Linked DNA regions of Homo sapiens: region 1 is linked to region 2. Evidence: chromatin contacts called from ENCODE Hi-C or POLR2A ChIA-PET data. All regions are on one chromosome and are shown on one strand. Each heading gives the region's core, a stretch centred on a gene start or an enhancer-like site at or near the end of the contact. The rest is flanking DNA. Distances are from core to core; before and after follow the strand shown. Region 1 overlaps IL22RA2 (interleukin 22 receptor subunit alpha 2). Region 2 overlaps LOC105378017 (a long non-coding RNA gene).

Region 1 (5,640 bases), core at 2,485-4,984, 150 kb after region 2:
CTTGGAAGTGTTTTTTTAACCATCTCAATAACGTGATACATTTGAGCAAAGACTTGAAGGAGGTGGAGAAATGAGCCATGTGAAATCCAGGGGAAGAGCAGACCAGGAAAAGGGAAGGGCCAGTGCAGAGGCCCTAAGGCAGAGTCACTGGAGTCATGGTGGAGCAAGTGAAGGAGTCAACACTGCAAACACAGGGGTCGGGGTGACAGAAGATGAGGTCAGGGAGAAAACAGAAGATATGCTTCCTGGCCGGGTGCAGTGGCTCACGCCTGTAATCCCAGCACTTTGGGAGGCCGAGGTGGGCGGATCACTTGAGGTCAGGAGTTCGAGACCAGCCTGCCCAACATGGCAAAACCCCATCTCTACTAAAAATACAAAAAAATTAGCCAGGCATGGTGGCGGGCACCTGTAATCCCAGCTACTCAGGAGGCTGAGGCAGGAGAATCGCTTGAATCCGGGAGGCAGAGGTTGCAGTGAGCTGAGATCACGCCACTGCACTCCAGCCAGGGCGACAAGAGTGAAACTCCATCCAAAAAAAAAAGATATGCTTCTTGACTCCTCCTTCTGCCCAACTTCTTATCCCTTATAAAAAACCTTGAACCCTAAGTAAAATTTTGCCAAAATTCTCTTGCCTCCATGCAACTAAAGGCAAGCAAGGTTGTACCACCTATGTTGCCTGATTTGAGGAAGAAAGCACAAGTCATGCCAGTGCAAAATTATCCCATGCCATGCCATGATTAGTCTCAGAAACACTACCCCCCAGCAGGGTCTTGGGCAGTTTTCCTCATTAGCATGACCATTTCATCTGAGGGATTATGCTTGGATACTTGGAGCCAGGATGCAGGCAGGTAAATACAGCCATTCAGGAGTGGGACAGCAAAGGCAGACCTACCTGGAAGCAGGACCCAGAGATTGAGCAAGAACCTGCGAAAGGAGGGACTGAGTGCTGGGCTGAGGTCCTGGAGCCCAGAAGTGGTCACTAGCAAATTTTGCTTGAGTAGTACCAATATAGTGATTCCTAAGAAGATGGTTGGTGGTCTTAGTGTGGGTCTTTCATCTCAGTCATTATATTCCATCACTATTTGGGAACAAAATAAGAGCAATATTTTTTTTAATGCAATTTACTTCCCCCACAGCCTGGGAAATAGGGTGGGAAGGTATCACGTACATGTTTATGATCTGGAACTCATTATTCTGAGACTTTAGCGTGCATCAAAATCATTGCATTGAAGATTCAAAATGTTGATTTCTGGGCTCCACCTCTACTATCTGCACTTAGAGCAACTACTTTAGGGAATCCTGATGCAGGTATTCCACTGAAAACTACTGCTGGGAACAGCAGTGCTCCAAGCAACGTTCAATGTTCTTCCTTCTCTTATTATCTTAGGAACTCAGTCAACGCATGAGTCTCTGAAGCCTCAGAGGGTACAATTTCAGTCCCGAAATTTTCACAACATTTTGCAATGGCAGCCTGGGAGGGCACTTACTGGCAACAGCAGTGTCTATTTTGTGCAGTACAAAATGTAAGTAAATTGAGCCTCCTTCAGCTGATAGAGATGGCACTGGGATAACATGTTCTAGAATGCAATGGAGTGTTAGGATCCGAGCTTTTTTTCAGTTTCAGAGGGGTTGAGAAGAAGCCAAGGTCAGGATAACAGTGACTTGTCTCCCCTGAAGGCTGCCTGGGGACTCAAAATGCATGATGGTATGCAGTGCACTGGGCAGATACTTCAGCCCTAGACCTGCACCAAGACCTCACAGGCTCAGCCTTTGCCTCCATGGAGGAGCCTGGCACATGGTGGGTTCTCAATATAGATTTGTCAGGCGAATGTTGGAAGCAACTTATTAGCACATAGCGAGTACTCAGTGAGTGAAACTATCGGTAGTTGAAAAAGAAGTTGTGGCAAACATGGTGGTGAGTGTGTAAAATAAGGTTTTAATTTAAAAGTCACTTTCAGAGTGGATTTACTATTTAGAAAATTCCTTTCAAAAACTAATGACTCTCGTAAGCATGAACACAAACTGGAACACGCTGCTGCATGTTCCTCTCGTGTGATCCTCAGGCTACTCCTGCTGGATCATTGCCAAAACTCAGATATAATCTACTCCTTTCCTGGCTCAAGGCTTGGAAACAAACACTCTTGACTTGAAAATGTCAGGTTTTTCCACTCATATATTTCTGGGGGGGTGAGGGGGGTTGAGGCTCAATCCTGTCTCCTGACAGTGAGACAGGAGATATTACAGTTTAGCTTTCATGGTTTTTCAATAGAAATTCAGGAAATCAAATGCAGCTATGGCCAAAGTAGCAATTTTTATCCCATAAATTCATCCATGTCTCTCCAGCATGGGGTAGGTCCTAGGTCAGATTTTCCTGCTAATTAATTTCGGAAGGAATATCCCCAGAAGCATCTCCATCTTTAACCGCTACGACTTCTCTCTACATATTTTATGTAGCGATTGTAAAATGTACAAATCTTTACAATGAAGGTTTCTCCATTACAAAAGTAGATTTGTGCATTGCTGGAGATACTTTCAGCATGCAGAAAGTAAAGATTGGTACTCTTTTTATGCTTCCCCTGGAGTAGTATAAATAGGTCAAAAGTGGACCTATTTGTGGTCCAAAGTACTAAGAAGATTAGAAACTGTTTTACCATGAATCTAATGAAGATTAAACTTCAGGACCCCAATGCAAGGATTTTATATTTATAAATCTTTTCCTAAAGAGGACTCCCAAGCTGCTATGGTTTGAGTTTGTCTCCACCAAAATTCATGTTGAAATTTGATCCTTAGTGTGGTGGTGTTGGAAGTAGGGCCTCGTAGGAGGTGTTTGGGTCATGGGGATGGAGCACTCATGAATGGCTTGGTACCATTATTGCTGCAGTTGAGTGAGTTCTCACTCTTGCAAGACTGAATTTGTCATGGAAATGTTTCTATGAGAGTGGTTGTTGTAAAGCCAGGATGCCCCTTGAGTTTGGCCTCTTCACACGATCTGTTTTCCCCATTGACCTTCTCTAGCATGTTCTCATGCAGCATGAAAAGCTCTCACCAGAAGCCAAGTGGATGCTGGCAGCACATTTCTTGTAACTTCCCAGGCTGCAGAACATTGGCTAAGTACACCTCTTTTCCTTATCAATTACCTAGCCTCAGGTGTTCTGTTATAGAAACATTAAATGGACCAAGATTGTATAAATTTCAGACCCCAGAATACCTGAATCCATTCCTGTCTCTAAGGGATTTTCAACAGCACAAGACAAATTTATAATTTTGAAAACTTTCACTTTGGTGTATCCAGTTCATGGGCTATAATACTGTTATATCCCTTGCGTTTAGAATAGGATAAACAATGAGATATTATTTTAAAAGAGAAGTCTGTCATTACAGCTAAGTTCAAGACTTATTATAAATAAATAATAATTTTAAAACATCAAATTATACTCAATATATGTTGTGGTTCTGCTTTAATTGTGATGGAATGAAACTGCTGTCACCATGTAGATTACCGAGTATAGATACCGTCTATCTTCCTTATTATGTGTCTAGAAAGCTAGATTTCAAGTCTTTCAATAAATATTTTGGGAAACCTTTCTCCCCAGACTCCAATTCCTTCTCTTTTCCCCACCATCACTTTGTTACATTGGTCTGATTTATGGCAGGTAAGGAAACAAAGCGTGAATCTTCCCTTTGACTATTACACCATCCTGTGGCCTCAGGCTGAGTCAACCACTCTGCCTCTTGCCTCACTACCTTTTTTCATGGGATTCCCTCCCCCTCTCCCAACCCCTAATTACAGGGCTCCATATATAGTCCTCAATAAAAGTTCCCGTCAATTTTCAATAAAGAGATTAATCATGTATGTTGGGTAGGCAACACCTGAGATGAAAAGTGGTAGCAACTTCTCAGAAGCAGCCACATTACTCAACAGCAAGCTGATGAGAAGTGGAGAAAAACCACAAACAGCCAAAACCACAGAGCATTAAGGATGTGGAGAGTGAGTATTCAAAAATGGAAGTCAGTCCACACACCAGAAAGAACATTTTGCCAAGTATTAAAAAAAAGGTTAAAACCCTTATGTTAGTGATACAGAAAGCGTCAGGGATGTTTATCTTCCAGCAAGACAGCACTTTAGGTAATGCTGTGGTTTCTATGTGTCCCCCAAAAGTTCATGTGTTGGAAACCTGATCCCCAGTGCAGCAATGTTGAGAGGTGGGACTTTGGGGAGATGATTGGGTCATGAGGATTCTGCCCCCATGAATGGATTCATCCATTGATGGATTAACGAATTAATGTGTTATTGAGGAAGTGGGCTAGTTATCAAAAAAGTTGGTCTGTTTTATATATATTTTATATTTTATATATATATGTATATATATGTATATGCCATCTCTCTTGAATCCCTGTGAAGTCCTCTGTCACCTTAAGTCTCTGCAGAGAGTCCCCACCAGCAAGAAGGCCCTCACCAGATGTGGCTCTTATGGCTCTTAGACATTAGACTTCCTAGCCTCCAAAACTGTAAGAAATAAATTCCTTTTCTTTATAAATTACCCAGTCTCGGGTATTCAGTTATAGCAACAGAAAATGGACTGAAACAGTTAATAAGAAGGAATTTTTTTAAAGATTCTGAAGAGGAGCCATAAGCTATCATGGTGGTATTGCTACTAGAATCAGGTATAAAAAATTATTAGTCTGAAAATACTGAAGACTCCTTGAGTGGAGAAAAGAAACTCAGATCTTTGCCTTTTCCCTGCTACAGATATGGACAGAGACAATGGAAAAATAAAGAAGACTGTTGGGGTACTCAAGAACTCTCTTGTGACCTTACCAGTGAAACCTCAGACATACAGGAACCTTATTACGGGAGGGTGAGGGCGGCCTCGGCTGGGAGCTACTCAGAATGGAGCATGACGCCGCGGTTCACTCCCTGGTGGGAAAGTGAGTTCCATGGAGTTTCTTTGCCCTTGTTCTTCCTGCTTTTGGACAGCCCTCCCGGAGCACGGCTAGTGACTAGGCCTTGTGCTTTGCTGAGGTCTCTACATCATTATCTCTTTTGGTCTAATTGTCAGAACAACTCTAGGAGATAGCTTTTATTATCCTAATTTTCTAGTCCAGAACATCAAGATGTAGAGGCTTTAGTCATTGCTCCAATCTCGCAATCTGTATTATCCAAGTCAGGGTTCAAATTTGCTATATCTGACTGCAGAGCCTCCACTCCATCAATTTGTCACCTTGTGTGTGTGTGTGTGTGTGTGTGTTTGTGTGTGACAGGGTCTCGCTTTGTCACCCAGGCTGGAGTGCAGTGGCACGATCTTGGCTCACTGCAACCTCTGCATCCCGGGTTCAAGCGATTCTCCGGCCTCTGCCTCCCGAGTAGCTAGGATTACAAGTGTGTGCCACCACCCTTGGCTAATTTTTGTATTTTTAGTAGAGACGGGGTTTCATCATATTGGCCAGGCTGGTTTCAAACTCCTGACCTCAGGTGATCTGCCCCCTTTGGCCTCCCAAAGTGCTGGGATTATGGGTGTGAGCCACCATGCCCAGCCCCTAAAAAAGTATTTTTAGACAGCAGAATTTGTCATAGTGCCTAGTCCTTCCCCAAACACGAGGGTTAAGTTCATGAAAATACTGATTACAGGAATTTTCTGT
Region 2 (5,705 bases), core at 1,438-3,937:
AGAAAATAAGATTAAATTCTGGTGCATATCTAGTGTGCAAGTAAAAGGTTATCTTCAAATGTGTTATTAAGTATTCACATGAAGGATTGAATCATGAGTTCCTTTAGGGTCACAGATGCTGCCCGATCAGGAAAGCAAGCCCACATTTTCAAATGGCTTAATGAATAGGAGCAGCAACAATTAAAAAGAAGTACTGAAAGAGAGGTGAAGAGAGGAGGTGAGTAAGGGCAACTGAAGAACAGGTAATAGAGGTAGTGTCTCCAGAATGCACAAAAGAGGAGATTTAAGCAATGATGGTCTGTTTATCAGTTAATGTCCATCAGCCTCAGACCAGCAAAATGATCAAGAGGACCCAATTACCTAAATCAGACATTTTAAAACATAGGCATGTGCCTCTCAAACATTTTGAGTGCCTACTATGTTCAAGACACTGGACTAGGTGCTAGTTTAATGCAAGATGAAAGAGAGATGATTTCTGCTGCCCAGAAATTTATAGTCTGTATAGGAGCAGGGTGAAGTTGGTCAATAATAAAAATCATTGTACTATAGTCAAGATCTCACGAAGAGCTGTCTGCATAGTTCTATGTAGAGAAATAAGAAACTGGTCATTTAGAAGGATGTTTAGGTTATTTTTTATTATTATTATTATTATTATTATCATTATTATTATTATTTTAGAGACAGGCATTCACTATGTTGCTCCGGCTGTACTCAAAATCCTGGACTTAAGCCATCCTCCCTCTCAGCATCCCAAGTAGCTGGGATTACAGACAGGAGCCACCACGCACAGCAATGTTCAGGTTATTGTTTTCCAGGACTGTCTGGGCCAAGGATGCTATTCGTTCCTCTTCTCTTCTAGAAGATTCTATTTCTCTCTCAAGGTTTATTTCTCTGAAGAGGTTCCTAAATCTTCTTTCACCCCAGCTCTTAATAAAGGCCTAATCAATGAATAAATGAATGAATGAATGAATGAGGAAATTGAATGTTTATGTGACAATTCAGGCCCCAAAAGTTTGCATAATCAAATATAAGAAAAAATCCTGCCTTGCAAAGAAAGTCTTTGTGTCTCTTCTTCCTGCACCAAAAAAAAAAAGTTTAATAATATGCTTTTGTTTTACAAATAGTAAATTTAGACATTTCCTTGAAAGAAAACTGAGTGATATCTATGCAAGCAAAAAAAAAGAGACAGAGAAAAGTGGATACTACACTGAATAGAAAATTGAAAGGCTAGTTTTAATCCTAGCTTGCTACCATCTAACTGGATAAACTTAGACAATTTGAACTAATATTTCCTCCCTGTTTCAACTAGTAGAAAATGTATTAATTAGCAACTTTTTTTTCCGTGGGGCGTGGTAGAGAGAAAAAAAGTAAAAGTCAATTCACAATGATCAGAAATGAAAAAAATAATGAAAATTAAAAAAAAACTTTAGGCACTTTATTACATGTTTGGGTTTAGTGTACCTAGTGTATGCAATATTACTTCATTTTCAAAATTATTCCAACATGCATTGTTCTTGTACTGCAGATGAAGAGTCTGAAATCTAACGTTGTTTGTAGTTACATATTCCCCCAAAGTGGCCAAACTAGCAAAGTAGAGCTATGACATATATATGAGATCTATTCACATAAAAATAAAATGCAAAATCCCTAAATGCAATTTTCTCATTGCATGAGAAAATGATTTGAAAGTTTTTGAGAAAGTACTATAATCAGGTTGACTTTACATATACAGTAATAACACGATGCAGAAAAAAATTATTTTCTCATGAATTTAACAAACAATTGCTAAATAAGTTATTGTGCCAAGGACTGGGGTGCAATACAGTAGAAATTGTGTCCATCCCAGGGAGTTTTCAGTGTAGTGAGAGATGTAAATAAGTAATCAGCCAATTACAATTCAGTGGGGTAAGTATTGATAGAGGGGCGGAGGATACTCTGGGAAAACATAAAATGAGTTCTGAACTCTGTGTGAAGAGTCAGGAAAGCGTTGATGGACCAGCAGAAGTGAGCCAGGTGAAATGTGGGTAGGAGTGTTCCTGAGAGGGGAAAGAAAATGAGCAGAGACCCTAACAATAGAGAAATATGACTTATGGCTTATTCTGGGGAACTAATACAGGTTTCCTGTGCCTAGAGGGTAGGGTTTCAGATGGGGAATGGAGAGGGATGAAAGTAGCAGTAGGTATAAAGGAGCCAGACTAACATGAGCTTTGAAGCCATGGTTAGGAGATTGGATTTAATTCTAAGGCTGCTAAGTATCACCTGACCTGTTTGTGAGTTAGTATGGAGGCTGAATTGGAGAGAAACACAACTGTAGGCAGGCTACCAACTGTGATAGACTCCATTACTTGTTCGCAATTGTTGGCTCCCTCCTGACTCTGAGCACACTCTCCTGTGGGTATAGTATACTGCCCTATCCTAACAACTATGAGCTTGGCCACAGGACTCACTCTGGCCAACAGAATCCTAGTGGACTTAACATATGCCACCTCCGAGCAGAAGTTTTAAGTGTATGTGATGTGGCTCTGTCCTTCCTGAGCTTCTTCCCTTGGCCATGAGACTAGTTAACCTCAAACAGGAACTGCTGCCTCAGCCTGAGCCCTGGAATGACATAAGATGTGGAGCCGAGCCAAAGTCAGGCAAGCCCGGCTAGACTCAGGCAAGCCCCACCCCTCCCAGTCAAACCTGCGGTTAACCTGCTGTCTTCATGTAACACAAACAAGAAATAAATGTTTGTTTGTTCGTTAAACAACCAAGATTTTAGAATTGGCTGTTGTCACAATAATTGCTGACTAATCAATCAGCAATTATCACAAGTGAAATGTGATAATGTGAGAAATGTGATAAATGACTGTGGTATAAATTAAATTGTGACATTAAGGTTGGGAGATTTGAGGGCTACCAAAGGAACAAAACCAAACAGGCCTTAGTAATTTATTAGAGGTAAAAGTGAAAAATATAGAGGAGCAAATCATGATATTGAGATTTCTGTCTCAGTAACTGGGGATGGGAAGCAAAGACATGTTAGAAAATTTTAAATGTTGAATTCTTTAGCAAGTACAAAGAAAATAATGGAGCATAAGTTAACACTGACAAATATTTTAATGCACATTTGTGTGATTATAATTACTAAAGTGACTATCATCCATCTCTGTTAAGCATCTAACAAGTGGAAATAAGCTTAATTTGCATGAAAAGAGGTTATTACACTCAAGAATGACACTTCTGACTAAAAAGGTTGTTAGATATTAGAATGCATTATCCATGGTATTCAAGGAATTTTCTTTTACAGGGAATATTTAGTTCCAGATTAGACATGGAATTTTCAAAATTAATTATGAAGGAAGATTTTTTTTCTAGCAGTGTGATTTTACACTACTCTTTCCTATTCTTCAATGACTTTGCTTAGGTTAATTTTATCTCTCTGGGCCTTCATTTCACCATCTGTAAAACCAAGAAATGGGACTGGATGGTTTTCAAAGCTCCTCACAGTTTGGAAACAGCGAAGCAGACCCCACCAGGACTGTACAACATTATGGAGTAAGCACATAGCCTGGATTATGAAAGGGGTCTTGGGAGGCTTAGGAAAGTTACCTGTATATACTGTCCTTTTTATATATCAATATTGATATTGCCAGAGATAGAGAGAAGACACTGTTTTTAAGCCAGGTTTTTTTTCTGATAAGGAAAAATGTTTAGTTAAAATCATTTTTGGCATAATTAAAATGTGGAAAAAAAAGGGTCAAGAAATGTAATTTTCTGTGACTTTTAAAATATGAATAGAAATCCCAAATATTTAATGCCTTAATCCTTGCTCTATGTGTCAACATAATTAGACTTTACAGTTTGACCTAAGTAGCTACACTTTGCCTTGGAAAAAATATTAGGATAAGCAATATCTATATATGCCTTTAGACCTAACGCAGCATAAAATATGATAAGTAATACTCATAATTATTGGATTTGACAAGTGGGCTGTTTTTACAGCTATGTGACTTCTAAATAACTAGATGCTTTAAGTACAGTTTAACGTTATTAAATGAGATTTTATTTACAAAATGTCTGGCACATAATAAACAATTAAAAAAACCATGTGTCATTAGCACTCTCAGGTCAGGCCTATTGTGGAGCATCTGTAAATGCAGGTGGTGCTAAGTCTGATCACAAAATAACTGAAATCACAGATTACCAATCAGTTAACAACACTTATTGGGTACAGAGTCCTGCAAATTCAGACACTGTTATGCAGAAAGGAAGGAAGTTCATGTTAGAAAATAGACTAAGCTATATGAGACCCAAGAGGAAGTTAGGCTATAAAATGGAAACACACACACACACACACACGACGGTTTCTGATCACGGAGTTCCTCAAATTTTAAAAATAAATAAGAACATGCTGACTTTTCATCTACCCGCCAAAGATAAAGCTAAAATACATAAAGACAGGTAGTCTAAAATGCAAGGGTCACAGGACAAAAGGTCTGTACCCATGAAGTATGGAATAATTTCTTAAACTACTAACCCAACCCAACTACCAATCATTGGTAATCTGTGATTTCAGTTATTTTGTGATCAGACTTAGCACCACCTGCATTTACAGACGCTCCACAATAGGCCGGGCCTGACAGTGCTAATGACACATTGTTTTTTTGAATGTTTATTATGCGCCAGACATTTTGTAAGCAACAGACCTCTTTATGCACTTGTAAGGGCAGAAAGATGTGACACCTTTCCTCATCCAGCACAGCTGACATTTCTATAACAAAAGACTGACTGGTTAGCAAGAGAAAAGCGTAACAAATTTATTTAATCAAAGTTTTATGTGACATGGGAAACTTCAGAGATGAAGACCTAAAGACCCTGGGAAAACCATCTATTTTTATGCTTAGGATCAATGAAGAATGGGTAGCCGTGTAGAAGTGTGATTGGACCAAAGGGTAATAGACTGAGGGCAGAACCCAGTGAGGTCTGACTGATCAGATTCTTTTTGGCCTCCCTGTGTAGCCTTCTTTCCTCCTGGATATGGGGCAGGACCCATCTGGAATGAGAATTTTCAAGGGAGAAGGGAGAGAGTGACCTTTATATGTTTTATGACTTGCTTTGGAAGAAAGAGGTTCTAGTTTCTGTGACCCACCTTGGGAAAGAGGAATTCTGGTTTCTATGACTCGCTTTGTGGTAGAAAGAGGGGCAACAGATAGGAGGACGGGAGAGGAGCAGAAGGACCGTGCCTCTCAGTCTTTCAATCTCCTTTAGTTCAAAGTACTCAGCATGCCAAGGTGCCTTACTTTGGGGTATCATATTGTCAGCCCCAATACCCTCATGACTATCAAAGAGTTTTACAGAAGACTTTTACTAGTCTCAGAATTAGTAGGGAACAATCTTTTTGAGCTAAAAGATGGCCAATATGTAACTTTGCACATAGTAGGCACTCAGATGTTTTGAATGATAAATTGTTAGGGTTAAAAACCATTAACTCTGTAAAGGAAAATTAAGTATTGCTGTATCTATTTGGCCCAACATATCCTCCATGAACTAATTAGAGTAATGACTATTTGCAGACATTTCCACACAGGTAATTATTTGTAAGCAAGTTAACATTTTTTTAGAGGGGAGGGAAAAATTCAAATAATAGTTATTTCAGATATTATTCTCAGTTTTATGATATGAAATACTGGTCTTAGTATATGTACCAATAATGTACATATATG

The links. A loop is a pair of places that touch in the nucleus more often than their neighbours do. ChIA-PET counts read pairs that join two places held with the same protein, here RNA polymerase II (POLR2A). Pooled maps may share reads with other maps.
Region 1: a loop to region 2 is called in a map of MCF 10A, with 5 times the contacts of the local background. The contact joins two enhancer-like sites. A Hi-C loop is called at or near these places in 12 of 168 maps with a recorded cell type or tissue (B cell, CD14-positive monocyte, CD4-positive, alpha-beta memory T cell and 7 more), 27 of 37 single-sample maps with no recorded cell type and 15 of 50 pooled maps. POLR2A ChIA-PET finds 5 or more read pairs at or near these places in 3 of 52 experiments (B cell, GM12878 and activated CD4-positive, alpha-beta T cell).

The regions. Positions count from the first base shown.
Region 1 is chr6:137,154,230-137,159,869 of GRCh38, reverse strand. It overlaps IL22RA2 (interleukin 22 receptor subunit alpha 2), which reads left to right. Exons shown (of 7, transcript NM_052962.3): 3 at 1,388-1,523; 4 at 3,016-3,111; 5 at 4,751-4,929. Among named protein-coding and RNA genes, the nearest start is that of IL22RA2, 17 kb to the left of the region's middle. Within about 2 kb of position 3,734, at least 3 of the 41 ENCODE cell types and tissues checked have a DNase peak (open chromatin) inside an H3K27ac peak, as active enhancers do.
Region 2 is chr6:137,306,258-137,311,962 of GRCh38, reverse strand. LOC105378017 (a long non-coding RNA gene) reads left to right here. Exons shown (of 3, transcript XR_943043.1): 2 at 3,407-3,537. Among named protein-coding and RNA genes, the nearest start is that of IFNGR1, 90 kb to the right of the region's middle. Within about 2 kb of position 2,687, at least 2 of the 41 ENCODE cell types and tissues checked have a DNase peak (open chromatin) inside an H3K27ac peak, as active enhancers do.